Regions from separate parts of the Mus musculus genome. Here region 1 is linked to region 2. Evidence: chromatin loops called from intact Hi-C (ENCODE). Cell type or tissue: heart. All regions are shown on one strand. Each heading gives the region's core, and the rest is flanking DNA. Links, peaks and the distances in the headings are about the cores only.

What was found. Peaks named below come from ENCODE experiments on the same cell type or tissue, not always from the same donor. Only the 100,000 strongest peaks of a DNase experiment are listed, where the experiment ranks them.
Region 1: a loop joins it to region 2, with 1.9 times the contacts of the local background. A loop is called at or near these places in 3 of 42 quality-filtered maps.

Annotation. Positions count from the first base shown.
Region 1 is chr3:37,179,015-37,181,927 of GRCm38, forward strand. No RefSeq gene overlaps it. Among named protein-coding and RNA genes, the nearest start is that of Gm12532, 2.4 kb to the right of the region's middle. In heart, for the core only: a CTCF peak has its summit at 1,178; no DNase peak of the experiment used is centred there.
Region 2 is chr3:37,127,051-37,129,963 of GRCm38, forward strand. No RefSeq gene overlaps it. Among named protein-coding and RNA genes, the nearest start is that of Il2, 2.6 kb to the left of the region's middle. In heart, for the core only: no CTCF peak of the experiment used is centred there; DNase peaks (open chromatin) are centred at 1,411 and 2,231; H3K27me3 peaks cover 300 bases.

The DNA.
Region 1 (2,913 bases), core at 151-2,650, 52 kb after region 2:
TTTTTTTCCAATGGAGTGGTATTTTTTTTTCGGAGATATGTTGCTCAGTTCCTTACTACAGAATGCTTTTAGTCTGGGATCATGTTGAGAGAAGGCTCAGTAACAGCCAGCTAGAGGTGCCATTCCCAAGTCAGAGGCCTGGTGGTGGATTGAAGGTGCTGGGTACAGCGATGTGCACATAAAAACACAGCACTAAACAAGCTGAGCCAGGAGGATTGTAAGTTCAAAGCCACACTGGGATAAATACTGTGATTCGTCATCACACACACACACACACACACACAGAGAGAGAGAGAGAGAGAGAGAGAGAGAGAGAGAGAGAGAGAGACAATCTTGTTTGTAACAAGTCCCTTTGGTAGTATTGCATGGACTTGTGAAAATCGAGTCTTGATAAAGATACAGTTGAAAAGGATCGATCACGTCTCCCCAGCTTGCTTGAGATGCCTCTTAGAAAGCAACACAGAATTCTTGGTTTTAGAACAAGAGTCAGAGATCAAGAAACAAACCAGTGTCTTGATGTTTGACCTATTCTCGGAAATCTGGTTAACTGACTGTAACCTCAAACCCTGCGATGACACACTGGGATCCTCTCCTGCTGACCTCTGGAGCTGCTTCCTGAAGCCCCCGCAATGCAAGAGAAATTAGGAGAGCGGAGGACAGAATGTTCTGTGATCTGAGCACAGCAGAAAGAAGCAGAAGAGAATGGAGTGACAGACCGTAGCTGTCCCTCTGACTCCTCCTACCGGAACAAGCCTGGGTCAGAGGATCTGTGTCTTAGGTAACATGGCCAAGACGGAGAGTCTCCTCTGTCATAGAGCTCACCAGTGGAGCCTCGGTGACCCGAGAACTCTCAGTTTAGGGGAGCCACAGAGAAACACCCTACTAGAGACCTTGGTGTTACCAAGCCACAATAAGCCACAGTAACACTCCTACCCATGGACCTCTGGGCTGCAGACACCATAAGAAGGTGTGACAGATCACAGCAGAAATGTGAAGGTCAACTTTGCATAGCTGCTCATGCCTAATTGTGAGGAATTATGACCAGGAATTGAAATCCTCTGGAGGTGCACATCTCTTATCCTAGTAGCTAGGAGGCTGAGTCAGAGGACAGCAAGGCCATCCTGGGCTATGTAGCTAAACCCTTTCTCGCAAGGGAAAGCAAAAGCAAGGTGATTTGTTTCCCAGCTAGGGGGCGCTATTTTGAGAGGCTGCTGAACCTTCAGGAGGAGCAGCCTCGCTGGTAGGAGTAACTCAGAAGGGGTGGGACTTTGAAGGCTAGATCTCGCCCCTGGTTCTTGCCACCTTCATCTTATGCTCCTGCACCCATGAGCTGAACTGCTCTGCCATCTCTGTGCTGCCATGCCGGATCAAAACCTTCCAAAGCTGAGAGATTACTTCCTCCTTGATGCGACTGTCACGGTGATATACTAATATAGTGATGCAGCACTGTAAGATTCCCAGGACGCCTGATGCCTGTGAAGAAAACCAGAAGTGCCCGTACCCACTATGTGCCTATGTGTACCCACTGCGTGCCTATGTGTACCCACTGTGTGCCTATGTGTGGAGGGTGGCAGGGTTTGAGATCCTTCATGATTGCGTGCACTGGAGGAAGGTTTATTTATATCGGTAATTTTCTTCCTGGTCTTTTTCTGGAGGTGATTTCCTGAGCTTCTTTACCTTAAAGTAAGAGTGGACAGAGACCAGTGTAATTGTAAGATTATAAACTGTTAAGAGTACTTCGGGAAAACCCACTCTAGCGAAAACTTTTTAAACTGTAAGATACTTCTGTTCCACTATCACCACCCATATAGTTCACATATAAAATATTTGTTTTACTTTCTGGTAAAATTCAAGATGTGATGCTCAAAAGTTTGAAAAAAACAGAGATCTGGGAGAAGGAAAAATATCACAATCATGCGTTATTTTTGAATGAAGAAATGAAACAAAAGGAGGATGTGACTCCTAAAGTATAGAGATTTTATTGTAGGTATGAGGGGGAAAGCAGGCAGGGGCAAGGGTCTGGGCGGAACATGGCAGACTAAAGTGGACCATGAGAGGAGAGGTGGGGAGGGAGAGGAAGAGAGGAGCAGCAGCTGACCAAGAGAGGCGGCCCAGTCAAGAGACCAGCATAGCCCAAATGGCTGAGTTACATAGGGAAGAGCAGCTGGGGAAGGGTTGCTAGCCTCCTCCCTGGGCTGAGAAGGTAGGGGGAGGATCATGCCAGCCAGGAGGACCCTGTAGTGCTGGGAGAACCTGGTAGCCAATCAGCTTTGATATGTTAATAAGCACCTCAGCCTTTTGTCAGGGTTTGAGACCTAACAGTTCTGGACCCGGGGTTTTTTTTTTTGCTTGCTTGCTTGCTTGCTTGCTTGCTTGCTTGCTTGCTTGCTTGCTTGCTTGCTTGGCATAGCCTGTCATTGGAGGGCTAGAGAAATCAAGGTCCAGCGCACTCAGAGACTTCACTGAATTTGTCTCCAAGATCTCTAAGATCAGATGTAAGGGCTGAAGCAGGATGGTCCCGGGAGTGGTCCAGCTGTGTCTTCATGGAGGCCTTCCCAGTGGGAAGCTTCAGTTCCCGGCTCCATGGAGAAAATGCGATATTTCTGTTCTTCCTTCTGTCAGGAAAATGATTTAATCTAAAGAAATTCCTCTTCCAGGTAACAATGTAGGTTTTTAAAAAAACATAAATCAAATTTCTCCTTGTGAGGTTCCAGCGTCAGTGAGTGAGGCTGTGCTGATGAGGGAGGAGGGAGATCAGCCGTCTCACTGAGGAAGTCAGGAGGAGGAGGAGGAGGAGGATGCCCTCTGTGTGTTGGGTGCAGAGAGCTCAGCAGCGTTTTAAACCCTGACCCCAAGCTGACTTCGAAGAACAGATTTTTCTTTTCAGAGACCCAGAAAAAGCCTAGTACTAAC
Region 2 (2,913 bases), core at 318-2,817:
TGCCAACCTTCTTCCCCCTAATTCAGTAGATTTGGGTTTATCCTAAAAGTACCTGGGCACTCTGAGAGTAATAGCTAGGGACTATCCCACGTGTTCTCAGTGGGTCACCTGAATAGGATACATTGGATTCCTTATCCTCCGTGTAGTACACTGGCTGCGTGATGGAGTAGGAACATAGTTCCAAATCAACTGGTAGAGACGGGGTCTTTCTTAGGGAGCTTGCCTGTGGTGTCCCCATTTCTAATAACTTGTACTGGTCTAGTCTTTATGCAGACATTTATCTACCATCTAAAACATCCTGGGGTACATAGAAAGGGAGAAAATATGTGCAAATACACAGATTAACATAAGCCTCACCACACACCTACCCCATTTTGTAGATTTGAAAACTGAGGATGTAGGGTGATGAGATGACTAAGGGGCTTGCTATACAAACCTTGCTCTCTGATCCCTGAACTTACATAAAGGTGGAAGTCAGTTCTCACTGACTCCACAAGTTGTCTTTGACTGCTACATGCACACTGTGGGTAGATTAGATAAATCATTGAGGTTACTCAGCCTTATTGCCAGTAAAGGGTAGGGTGAAGATTCGAAACTAGAATGTTCTGACTCCAGAATCTACTCTCACACCATCTGTCTTCCTATTGACCTGATCCTTGGATGGAGACAGATAACATCCTAGAAATGTTGGATGTTGGGCAATGTAAAGAGTTTTGAGATAGTTACTTTAAGTGTAATTTTGATGCTGGGGAATAGTGAAAGCAGGAAGACTAAGCAATGTAAGGAATGTTGGCCTAAAGTCTCTCACAAAGAACAGAGAATGGTTCTGGGATAGTTCTCCAATCATTGGACAGTATTCTAGAAAACAACAAAAAACTCTGCATGTATCTTGCAGTAAGCTTGACAACTTCTGGTATCATAGTGGCCCTGTTGGCATGTCTGAAGGAAAGCAGGATGGGGACAAATCTCCTAGTCATCATCACCTTCTGTGCCTTCAGATTAAGCATGCCATCGTGAGGGGCATCTACCTAATAACTCTCAGCCTCAATGCTCTTGTCTCTCTTCTCAGATCTTCAGCATCTCATCCCAGCCCAAGCAACTCAGGCCTCCCCTTCCAGAATGGAAGGAGTCAGGCCCACACATTTTCCTGTGTGGGGGCTTTTCCACACAGTGGGGCCTTTGATGTCCTCATGGGCTCAACATCTCTATTTCTCCAGCTGTTTCCATTAGAGAAATTTACATGGCCGCGTTTCTAAAAGCCTGTAGAATGAGTTCCTGGGGCCAAGGTTCACCCCTACAGAGCATTGCATAATTGGCAGCATTACAAAGGTTGGCCTCCCAGTTTCTTAAGATGCTTGGGGAGAAAGCTACCAACAGCTGTGGTGCACTTTCCATTTTTAACATCCTTGACACAGCAGCTGGGGTTTCTGGCTGGAGAGGTGATGTAATCAGTCGCTGCCTGACTACCACATGTGTCATAAGCCACAGAGCTCTACTGCTCAGTATTAGCTGTTCCAGCTGCTCCTAGAAGTGAAGGCAGGCCCAGACCCTAGAGATGCTGCCCGGGGAACCTGTCACCTGTTGCTTACATGGTCCACTCATGCAAACTACTGAGAACTCCACCTCCCACAAGAGTTTCTTTTGCCTGATCTTTCATGGGATTAAAGCTACAGTTTAGTCTGGTGTGAGGCCAGTGTGAATTCATCTCTTGTTACTAGTTGTTTGGCTTTCAGTTCAGACCCTGTACTTGTCCTTTGAAAGTGGAGCATGTCATTTGTTCATCCATGAAATCCGAATTTCCTTGGGGTGATGCTCCAACTTCATCTTTTAAATTTTATTTATCGTATATTATTTCAGTTTCTCACAAACACTCAGAAATTTGTGACAGCTGACTCCGACTTGGTCCTCACCAGGCAAGTTTTAAAGTTTATGACCTTCAGCATGGAAACAGTTTTTATTTCTTTGGTATTTTTAATGTTTAAAAGTTTTCGAATTCATCATCTCACTGAATCACATTTAATGGATGGGAAACCTGATGTTTGGGGAGGTTGAGTGACTCTGTGATTCTGTTCTCAGTTGTGGTGGGGTTGTAGATTTCTTCCTGCTCCTCTCTCTCGTCCCATCTGTTTATCAAGTGAAGGACAGTGAAGCTGAAGTCCCTTTAAGACAGGCTGAAGTCAACTCTGCAGCTGTTCCATCTCACTCCAGCCTGCCAGCGGTGGCTAGGGAATTCAGGCAAGGCTCCCTGCATGGACAGTGCCTCATCTGAGCAGCTTTGGGAGTCCTTGGACCCTGGAATAGCTCCATTCCATTAGTGGCTACAAAGCCTAGTGTGGAAGCAGATGCAGTCCTGACTGAAAGTTTAGTGCAGAGCTATATCAAGGACTCCAGTACCTCAGCCTTCCCTCTGCCAGGCTCAAAGAATTGCCAAAAGCCTTCCTCTGCTCCAAGTACAAGGGTTTTCAAATGACAGACCAGTGTGCACGATAACTAGCAACCACAGCCGCCGCCTCCTCCTTGATGCCTCAGGACATTCCTACAGAGACCTCTGTCTGAGAGAGCTAACCTGCCCCATTATGCAGTTTTGGGGTTTGCACAGTAGGCACTTCCCCCCCATCAGAGCAACTACAACCCACCCACACCAGCTTTTCTGTACCTGTATCTGTGTGACTGTCCTTTCAAGCCCTGAGGATTCCCAATAGAGACCTGTATGTTAGGTCACATACTGTTTCTTGTGGCTGAGTATAATCATCTGACAGCGATGATAGACTTGCAAAACTCAGCAGATTTATAAAACACTTTCACATCTGCATATCTCATCTTTTCATCTCACTTCACTACAAATGGTTAATGAAACATTTTCACATATCCAGCCACTTTCTCTATGTGTTATGAAATACAGATAAAAGCTGG